Linked DNA regions of Homo sapiens: region 2 is linked to region 1. Evidence: chromatin loops called from intact Hi-C (ENCODE). Cell type or tissue: Calu3. All regions are shown on one strand. Each heading gives the region's core, and the rest is flanking DNA. Links, peaks and the distances in the headings are about the cores only. Region 1 overlaps ADAM23 (ADAM metallopeptidase domain 23). Region 2 overlaps ADAM23 (ADAM metallopeptidase domain 23).

The links. Hi-C counts contacts between places; a loop is a spot of excess contacts. Peaks named below come from ENCODE experiments on the same cell type or tissue, not always from the same donor. Only the 100,000 strongest peaks of a DNase experiment are listed, where the experiment ranks them.
Region 2: it touches region 1 in a loop (2.5-fold over the local background); 19 of 110 quality-filtered maps call a loop at or near these places.

Annotation. Positions count from the first base shown.
Region 1 is chr2:206,553,293-206,558,683 of GRCh38, reverse strand. ADAM23 (ADAM metallopeptidase domain 23) reads right to left here. Exons shown (of 26, transcript NM_003812.4): 10 at 1,186-1,257. Among named protein-coding and RNA genes, the nearest start is that of FAM237A, 86 kb to the left of the region's middle. In Calu3, for the core only: a CTCF peak has its summit at 2,061; no DNase peak of the experiment used is centred there.
Region 2 is chr2:206,454,293-206,459,683 of GRCh38, reverse strand. The region is part of intron 2 of ADAM23 (ADAM metallopeptidase domain 23); the gene reads right to left. Among named protein-coding and RNA genes, the nearest start is that of ADAM23, 13 kb to the right of the region's middle. In Calu3, for the core only: no CTCF peak of the experiment used is centred there; a DNase peak (open chromatin) is centred at 2,343.

The DNA.
Region 1 (5,391 bases), core at 162-5,161:
GCTTTTGCAGAGGAAAAGATGTGGTTAAGATTCTCTTTTCCACATTCACTTGTGGTTTTCCTCTGAGAAGATAAACAAGAGCTGAAATTAAAGAAAATTAATAAACCAGGTGTAAATTGGCACTGAGATGCTATCCTAACTCTATATGAGATACTCGACGCACATCCACTCATGTTATAGTTTTGTGCAGCTGTGCCCACCAGGTACATAACATACATATGTTATGAATATTTACATGATTGGAGGTTTGTGGACTGCTTAAAAGGCAGAAAAGAAGGCAGCTCTTTGGAGTAAATAAGTATCATTTAGATATTTGGCAACTTATAAAAAATGGTGGGGTTTTTTTCGCATTTAAGAAGGAACACACAATAAAATACCCGATAAAAATATATTTAGCTAAGCAAAATAGCACTTTACATTACAACATATGGAGTAATATTCTATATTTAATTTCTGACTAGTCAACTTAAATATTCATTGGAACATAATATATAATGTTCATATCTATAGAGTTCTAACCTAAGGCAGGAAAAAGGCAGAAAATCTTAAGCATTTTCTGTAATTCACAAAATAAGTGAGGAAAACATATCAATATTGAAGATTTGTACAGTTAGAAGTCTTTGTAAGGAGATACATATTTTATTCTTCCAAATTAGTTTTATTTGGGGACTGCACTTATTTCCATCATCTAGAAATCAAGTATGAAATATCACACCAATGGGAACACTAAGAAAATATATTTGTGTCCTTAAAAAAATTTTTTTTGGTATTACCTATATTCTCCAAACATACTCTGCTTCAATCCATTTTTTCTTCTCTGTTACCACCATATATTTAAGAAAAGCCCAGTTGTTTCTTTAAAAAGTCTCATTTGCCAGTATAATAGCAAATAGATTTTGGTAGCTATTTCTCCACTGTTTTTGTCCTCCACAGACTGGGGGCAATAATGTATAGACGCAACTTAGAAGCAACACTAATGTATCTTTGGGATTCCGGGAATAACTCAGTCATCTGAAACTCTCAGAGCACTACTCTGTGAAGCGGACCATCCTATAATTCCTTAGCCAGATGAGCTTCAGGATTGTGTTTTTAAATTTGTTCAAGAAATACCTAAAGTACAAGTAAGCAAATAGAGATAAACCATTCCATCTTGGCACACAAATTCAAGAAAACCAGGATACTTACAGAATCCACAAGGTTGACCACGGACTTTGCAAAGTTGTTGGTATGTGCATGAGAAGAGCGATGCTTCTTATACTAGGGGGGAAATACATACCAGTCACTGCCAAATCATAAGTGAATAATAAATTTCAAAATGCTGTAAAAGCAGAAATATCTCAGTAATAGTAGAAATATGGATTTAAAAATATATAATTTAGTTTGTGGTATACTGGATTTGGTGGTGTTACTTCTCTGTTAGGTGGCAAAACTCTGACTATCTAAAACATGATGTTAGCTGGGCAGCATGGCTCACAACTGTAATCCCAACACTTTGGCAGGTGGAGGCTGGAGGACTGCTTGAGGCCAGGGATTTGAGACCAGCCTAAGCAACACAGTGAGATCCTGTCTTTACAAAATTTTTTTCAAAAAAAAACAAAAAAACCTACGATGTTCTGAATAATAGTAAGGACCTATAGAAATCGATATGAGAAGCTTTATACCTAAAAAGTAAGTTTTAAATTTAGTCTTAATGTCTACAAATTCAATCCTTTTGTTTTCATTGAAATGACATTTTGTAGCTTATACAAACGGCTTAACCCACTTGTCTCACTTTAAATTCAAGGCCACGCACAGATCAAGAAAATGTCTTTGTCAGTGCTTTAGATACTGTCCATGATATGGACAGCATTTGCCAGGCATTTAGTATATCCTTTCAGAGGAATGCCTCCTCCAAATGAAGCCATTTGCTTTTGACTGCTCAAAGTCAAAACAAAGAGAAGACAAAAAGTAAAAATGAAGTGTGCTGAGAGTTTATGATTGTTTATGTTTATTTAAGAAATAAAGAAAAGTAAATTAATAGAGTAATTCTACAATGACATCTGGAGGGCTACGTTTTTAGCAAGGAGTAGTACGCTTTGCTTAATGTCTTCAAGAGGACATTTGAAAACTGGTCTACCATAGGAAAATCATGCCCTCTACTGGTCCATGAGGTTATTATTTCTACAACACTAAGGAAAACAAAACCTACTTAAAACCACAGACTCAGATTTGCACAAGTCTTTGAAATTTACCTTCAATTATAATTATGAAAATAATGCATCTTTCATAAAGATTCAAAATATTTCTACATTAGAAAATTCTTTTATTTGTCCTTTGCCCATTCGCACCCTATATATAACTTTTGTCAGATTCCCTTCATTTCATTCTATCTGTGACTATGTTTTTTAAACAAAGAATATATATCTCAATGTTTACATATCTAATGTTTATTTTTTATAACAACAAAAACACTGATTACCCATAATAAATGCTAAATAAATTAATATTCTGCTATTATTATAGTATTCATGAATACATAACTGTTGGTATAATATTACTATTACTGTTCATGTTATTGCCACTACTGTACATCATAATCTGACCCAAACTGTCTATATTTGTGTTCTTTTAAAGTAAACTGTAATGTGTGCATATAACTGGGTCATAAAACATCCTATTAATCTGAAATTATTCAGGCATTATAACACATTTTGTAAACTTGGCATAAAGAAGTTTCTATAGATAGCTCAGCATTTTAAGTTGCCTAGCAAATTCCACAAGCTGAAAACTTTCCAAGATACACTTAAGAGTAAAAGGAAAAATATTAACATTAAGTTCCTCTGGGATGATGAAAATGTTCTAGTTCCACTGAATTGTGGATTGAAAGAGAAAACATTAGCTGATATCTATTCTTCTAATGCAGTGGTGTTACACACCTATTAAGATGAATTTTAGTTTGCTTCTGAGTATTAATTTGTTATTTTATTGAGATTTCTTTTTATAGCATAATGATCACGGAAAACATGACAAGTTTTAAAACATTTCAAGTTTTAAAAATTAATAAAATGAGGTATTTTAAAAGTCTATCAAAATGTAATGTTTTAAATTTATTTCATATTTGTAATTTTCAATCCTCTGATTTTCTTTTTAGAAAAATTATTTTGCCTGTCATTGTTATGTAAATTAGAGAGTGCCAAGAATGGAAACAGAGATACCTGTTGGGAAGCTACTGCAATAGTCCAGGTAAGAGATAATGGAGGCTAAACAACTGTAGAGAGAAGTGAATTCAAGTACCACTACGAGGGTAGAGCTCCCACGACTGGATGATGTATAGGATGTGGAAGGTGAGGAAAGAGAAGAATTAAAAGATAACTCCTAGGTTTTGAACTTGAATGGATGGGGGATTGTGGTGCCACTTAAAATAATAAGAGAGACTAGAAGAAGAGAAGTTTAGGACTAGGGAACTAAGAGTTCTGATTCAGAAGTTCTATTCAAATCAACACTAAAATAGAGATATCAAATAGGCAGTTCTGTATATGAGCACAGAACTTAAGGGGCTAGAGCTAAAAGTAGGGAATAACGAGTTTAAAGTCATGATCCCACTTAAAGACTTGAGGCTGCAAGTTGTTACTTAGGTAGAGAGTATACAAAGAGAAAAGAGCCCTGAACCAAGCCCTGCGGCACTCACATAATTCCAGAGGTCAGATTTTAAAGACTAGGAAGAAATAGCCAGTGAGGTGAGAGAGCTACCACGTCATAGAAGCCAAGAGATGAAATAAAATTTTCAAAAAAAGAGGGTAATCAACTGTGTCCAATATTGCTGAGAGAGTAAGACAAGGACAGAACAATGACCACTAGATTTGTTAACTTGAAGTGCCATTTAATTGGACACCTAGGGTTTAGTAGAAACTGTAAGTGTTTCGCCTAAAACAAATATTTGCTCCTCACAACTCTATGAGGTGGGTTTTATTATCCCCAAATAACTTACTCAAGATCACACAGCTAGAATTTAAATCCTTCTAGTCTCTAGGTTGAGGGAGGAGGTAAGCTGGTTCAGTTAACAATTCCTATTAAATAGTTTATATATATTCCTAACAAATCATGATTATTAATGAAAACTCAAAATTTGTTAGGTGTATATAAAATGTAGTGGTTTTTAAGTAAGGAAAACCAAGTGAGGTTTAAATTGAAAAATATTTAAATTATCCTCACATATTTACATTTATTGACGCATAGTTAAGTATGTAGCAAAACACGTACGCAAAACATTTGCTTTTCATGCACTTTATGCACTTTAAAAAATCTCAACCAATTTTCTATTAGAATAAGATTTTTAATATTTATTTTTAACTTAAGCAGCTCAAAGACATGTTTGCAGACTCTTATCAAGGCTATAATTGGCTTGCAAATGAGGTTCCACCAGCCAGGTACTAAGATACTTTTTACCAAATTGAGGGATTTTTCTTTTCTAATGGAAAGCCACTGATAATGTGATACCTATTGAAAATAAGATATCTGCATTTTTTTCAGGCAGCCAACGTTAAATCACTCTGAATTAAAGGGATAAGCTTGAATGCAAATGTAGGCAGAATGTTTCTATTTCCTGCATGAATTAGAACTAATTTTGCATATAAAGAAAAATATGCAATCACCATTTATAACAAAACTTACTTTCACATTTCTGATCAGTTTAAAACAATCTTTATTTAAAATGGTTGCTTTTCCTTCCTGAACACATGCAATCCTTAAGAAAACTGTCTTTTGAAAAAAAATAAGATTAGAATTTGGTTTTTCAACCCGAAGGTGAGAATTATCAAAATAACTATTCTGGATCGTATAGTATAAAGATTGTAAGATGAGTACTCTCAGTGAGATGATTATCCTAAAGCCCAGCAGCAAATCCCCACATATTCAGAAATAAATGTATTAATTATTCTAGTTCAGTTTGACTTTCAACATGTGAATTTAAGTACTTTGATCCAGTAAGTTCTGATATACTACTGAAGTGGCAATCAAATTTAAAAACAACCTTCATCTCATAGAAAGCATACCTCAAAAAATTTTTTTCAGCTCTCAAAAAAAAAATTCTTATAAAATGTCATACGTATTTGGGACTATTATGGATTAGAATGTAACTCTGTCTTAAAGCAAAAGGAATATATTTAGTTCTATTAGCCAAGAAGTACTATTTCTTTAAATAGTAGAAATCTTAGGCAATTTCTATTTTAGGCATTATTACCACTCAAAAATAAAAGCTTTCCTCTTTTTTGAGACGGAGTCTCACTCTGTCGCCCAGGCTGGAGTGCAGTGGTGCAATCTTGGCTCAGTGCAACCTCCACCTCCCGGGTTCAATCAATTCTCCTGTCTCAGCCTCCCAAGTAGCTGAGATTACAGGTAAATGTCACCACCTCC
Region 2 (5,391 bases), core at 207-5,206, 99 kb after region 1:
CCTATAAGACATCCAAGTGGAGATATAGGTTAAATAGTTGGATATGTAGGTCTGTGTATCAAGGAAGAGATTATGCTTTCTGTGAAAGAACAAAGATTCTCAAACGATTACATCACAAACAAGTGTTTCATACAAGTAAGTTAATAAATGTTTAACACATTACGGTGTGAAAATATAAGGGAAGTCCAAGAACTCTGAAAAACTAAATGGAAAAACAAATTTAAGATCTGATGGCAGACAAGATAATTCATAAATATACTATTTGGGTAACAATCCTAAAATGCATTAGTAGGTCTTAAAAGGATTAACATCCCAAATAAAAGAATAAATAAGGATATAGTTATAGTTAATCAGAAGGGTAAAGAATAATAATTAACCATTTCCAAAAACTGTTTAACAAACCACTGCAAAGCCAAAAGTAATAAGACGGCATCATCTCAGTATCACACTGGTTCTGAAGGGAACAAGTGACAGTACTTATGCAGCCCAACGGTGATAAATGCTTCTAACTACAGTCTAAACGTTCTGCAGAGATGAAACTCCATTACATTACACAGGGCTGTCCACAGTAATTACCAAGTTTACTAACTCTCATAATTTTAGCCATAATTTATAAGAAGAGGGGAATCAGTGTATTAACTCTTCTTGGTTAAGACTGTTAAGACGCAAAAACCAAAATCTTATCTCCTTGTCATAACATATTCAATTGTCCTAGTGTCCAAATAAAAACAGAATTTATGTCTGATATTTCTACCCTGTTAAATTTCTTCTGGGTTGGGAGGTCTATGTCCTATTCTATTTGTCATGGTTTTATAATTGTTCCATTTCATTCCAAAGCCAGAAAACTACCAAAGGCAGATGAAAGTATTTCTTAGGTTTGGTTTCGTTTGGTGAGTTGGGGAAAAGAGAGGAGGTGGGTGGATGTCTAATTGGAATACATCTTGGGGAAATTATCATCTGAACGTGTGCTATTTATAGTATGAGTATTTGGGGCCATACCATACCCATCCTGACAATTAGCTCCAAGAAGCAAATGGTTCACCTTGACAACCCACTAAAATGCCTAATATCCAAGCCTGACTTAGAGTGCCCTGATTATAGGCAAAGGTTTATGGAAAACTTCTTTACACCCCTACAGTACAACTGCCTCAATGTGGTCCAGGGCTTGCAGCCTCTGAGACATCATGTGCATCCCAATGTAGTCTCTCCTTCTTAGGTGTTCACTTACGTCTGAGGTAGACCAATCAAGCTCATCTGCAGCCATACAACCAGAAAGACCCTGAGAATCACCCCTCGCCACAACTGTCTCACAATTACCCTTAAATCTCCTTTCTTTTTTAATGAAAGAAATACATTATTCATGAAAGAGCAGTTCACAACTTGGATTCCCTAAGCCTCTGGTCAGTCATTAATTGGTAACATTTCCCATGTACCTCCTGTATGCCAGGCACTGTGCGATTGATAAGGAAGCTGGGGCTTAGAGGGGCTAAGTAACTTGTCCAGTTCCAGATAGTTGGTAACAGCTGATCTGTCAGACCTCCAGAAACTTGACCTCCAACCATTCTTCCTCCAGAAGAGAGAAGTCAAAGGAATTTCTGACATTCTATACAGCCTAGCAGCACAATCATATTTATCCTGCAAATAAATGGCTACACTGGATCGTTAAAATGCCAATTTCCTTGCTTTGCACCAAAATATGATGTCAGTGTAGAAACACTGGCTATACTGCATTTCACATGCTGACAAAAAGTTTAAATTTGGTGTATATCATTTCCTTAATTAGTAAAAAATAAAGGGTATATTAACCAGTTATAATTAAATTCAGTTTATTTTGAAGACCTACTTCTTCAAGCAGCATACTTCTGTATTAGAAAATATTTTTCAAAACAAAAAGAAAATCTACTTCTAGAATGGTACGAATGTCTGACATATTATTTGGAAACACCAAACATAACCACTTTGTTCCATATACAAGAAAGAAGGAAAAACTGCTAGAGGAAAGTGAAAATTAAAGAAGGAAAGGTAAGCAGATAAGCAAAATATTCTAAAAATGCTAGTAGTTTAAACAAGGTTATTTATCTGGAGTACTCATTTAGGGAAGGAAAAAAAAAGATGAGAAAACCAGCTGGTCATAGAGGAAGGCCAAGTGAGGTGTGTACACATGCATATAGTTCAGCTGCAGTTAGTTCACAGGTCTTTATCATCAAGAAGAAAGCTGTCTACAAAGGACAGAAACTTCCCTATTCAACCCACAGATGTGTGAAAAAAGAAACAAGAGACTGGAAGTCTATAAACCACAGTCCTGGTCGTTTTGGTCACGCTAATAATTCTTAAGACCTCTAGCAAACTGACCTGACTTGTTTGGGCTTTTGACTCATTCTCTGGTTGCATTTCCTCATCCAGAACACAGAAATAATAATCATCTTGGCAGTTATGCTGCAAGGACCATGTGAGATTATAGATATGAAAGTGCCTCAATAAAACCATTCAGGTTCCATAGAAAGGCAATATATTATATTTATTACCAATGCATTGGAGAGTTGAGCTAAAGTTGATTTCATGCATTCTACTTACCTGAAAACATAAAAAGCAAGGATAAACATGGGGAGAGAGGACTCTCTTAAGCATTGATTGATTCACATTGTTAATGGAGCCCATCTGCAATACAGCTATTATAGTATATGGTATTAGCAGGCCTGCTTACAATTAAAAGACAGCACAAAGCACCCGACTAAGTGATTCAGACTACAACTTGATGCAGTAAATTATTAAATAACCACACTAAGGGAAAGGAGGTTCTAAAACAGGCACTGGAATTCAACAGATACTCAAAAACCTCTATCTCCATGACTCTGGAATGTTCTTTATGATGTCTCTAGCTGTGCTTGGATTTGACTACTTCTAAATTTAATCTTTAGCCCCACTGAGGGCAAAAAGAAGTGGTCCAGGAATACGTGACTACCTTGTTCTCACTACCATCTAAGATTTTTTTTTTAATGTGGCAGGATGACTCCCTCACTGTCATGCAGATAAGCAAAAGTGAGTGTGCCCAGCTATATAATTACAGATCAAAGCTCAAGAGCAACATAGTCACTGGTCCAAGGTTTACATGATTGGCTCTGTGCCTGCATGCAAATATCATGTTGAATTGTAATCTCCAGTGTTGAGGGAGGGACCTGGTGGGAAGTGACTGGATCATGGGGACGGATTTCCCACATCCTGCTCTCATAGTCACCAGTCCAGGGTTGATATGATTTGGCTCTATGTCCCTACGCAAATCTCATGTTGAATTGTAATCCCCAGTTTTAGAGGAGGGTCCTGGTGGGAGGTGATTGGATCTCGGGGGTGGATTTCCCTCATGCTGTTCTCATGAGAGTGAGTGAGTTCTCATGAGAGCTGATGGTTTAAGTGTGTGGCACTTCCCCCCTTGCTTGCTCTCTCTCTCCTGCTCCACCATGGTAAGGTGTGCATGCTTCCCCTTTGCCTTCTGCCATGATAAGTTTCCTAAGACCTCCCAGTCATACTTCCTGTATAGCTTACGGAACTGTGAGTCAATTAAACTTCTTTTCTTCATAAATTACCTAGTCTCAGGTAGTTCTTTATAGCAGTGTGAGAACGAACTAATACAGAAAATTGGTACCAGGAGTGGAACATTGTTATAAAGAAACCGGAAAATGTGGAAGCGCCTTTGGAACTGGGTAACAGGCGGAGGTTGGAACAGTTTGGAGGGCTCAGAAGAAGACAGGAAAATGTGGGAAAGTCTGGAACTTCATACAGACCTCTCGAATGATTTTAACCAAAATGCTGATAGTGATATGGACAGCAAAGTCCAGGCTGAGGTGATCTGAAATGGAAATGAGGAACTTATTGGGAACTGGAGTAAAGATCACTCTTGCTATGCTTTAGCAAAGAGTCTGGAGGCACTGTGCCCTGCTCCAGAGATCTGTGGAACACTGAAATTGAGAGATGATTTAGGGTATCTTGTGGAAGAAATTTCAAAGCAGCAAAGCATTCAAGATGTGACCTGGCTGCTTCTAAAAGTATGTGCCCATATGCGTGAATGAAGAGATGGGCTGAAACTGGAACTTATATTTAAAAGAGAAGCAGAGCATAAACGTTTGGAAAATTTGCAGCCTGACCATGTGGCAGAAAACACAAACCCATTTTCTCAGGAGAAATTCAAGCCTGCTGCAGAAGCTTGCCTAAGAGGAGGTGAATGAAAATGCCTCCAAGGCATTTCAGAGACCTTCATGGCAGCCCCTCCCATCATAGGTCCAGAGGCCTAGAAGGGAAAAATGGTTTCTTGGGCCAGACCTGGGCCCCATTGCTCTGTGCAGCCTCAGGACATGGTACCCTGCATCCATCTACTCCAGCTCTAGCCATGGCTAGAAAGAGCCAAGGTACAGCTCAAGCTCTTATTTCAGTGGGTCCAAGCCTCAAGCCTTGGTGGCTTCCACGTGGTATTGGGCCCACATGTATGCAGAAGGTAAAAGTCAAGGCTTGAGAACTTCTGCCTAGATTTCAGAGGATGTACGAAACACCTGGCTATCCAGGCAGAAATCTGCTGCAGGGGCAGAGCCCCCATGGAGAACCTCTATGAGGGCAGTGCAGAGGGGAAATGTTTGGTTGGAGCTTCCATACACAGTCCCCACTGGGGCACTGCCTATTGGAGCTGTGAGAAGAGAGTTACTGCCCTCTAGACCTCAGAATGGTAGATCCATCAACAGCTTGCACCATGCACCTAGAAAGGCCACGGGCACTCAATGCCAGCCCATGAAAGCAGCCACAGAGGCTGTACCCTGCAGAGCTATAAAGGCAGAGATGCCCAAGGCTGTGGCAGCCCATCCCCTGCATCAGTGTGCCCTGATGTGAGAAAGGCAATTATTTCAGAGCTTTAAGATTTAGTGACTGTCCTGCTAGGTTTCGGACTTGCATGGAGCCTGTAGCCCCTTTATTTTGGCCAATGTATCCCTTTTGGAATGGGAGCATTTACCCACTGCCTCTACCCTCACTGTATCTTGGAAGTAACTAACTTGTTTTTTATTTTACAGACTCACAGGTAGAAGGGACTTGCCTTGTCTCAGATGAGACTCTGGACTTGAACTTTTCAGTTAACACTGGAATGAGTTAAGACTTTGGGGGAACTGTTGGAAGGTATGATTGGTTTTGAAATGTGAGAAGAACAGGAGATTTGGGATGGGCTAGGGTGGAATGTTATGGTTTGGTTCTGTGTCCCCACCCAAATCTCATGTTGAATTGTAATCCTTAGTGTTGGGGTAGGGACCTGGTGGGAGGTGACTGGATCATGGGGACAGACTGCCCCATGCTGTTCTCATGACAGTGAGTTCTCACGAGGGCTGATGGTTTAAAAGTGTATGGCACTTCTCTCTC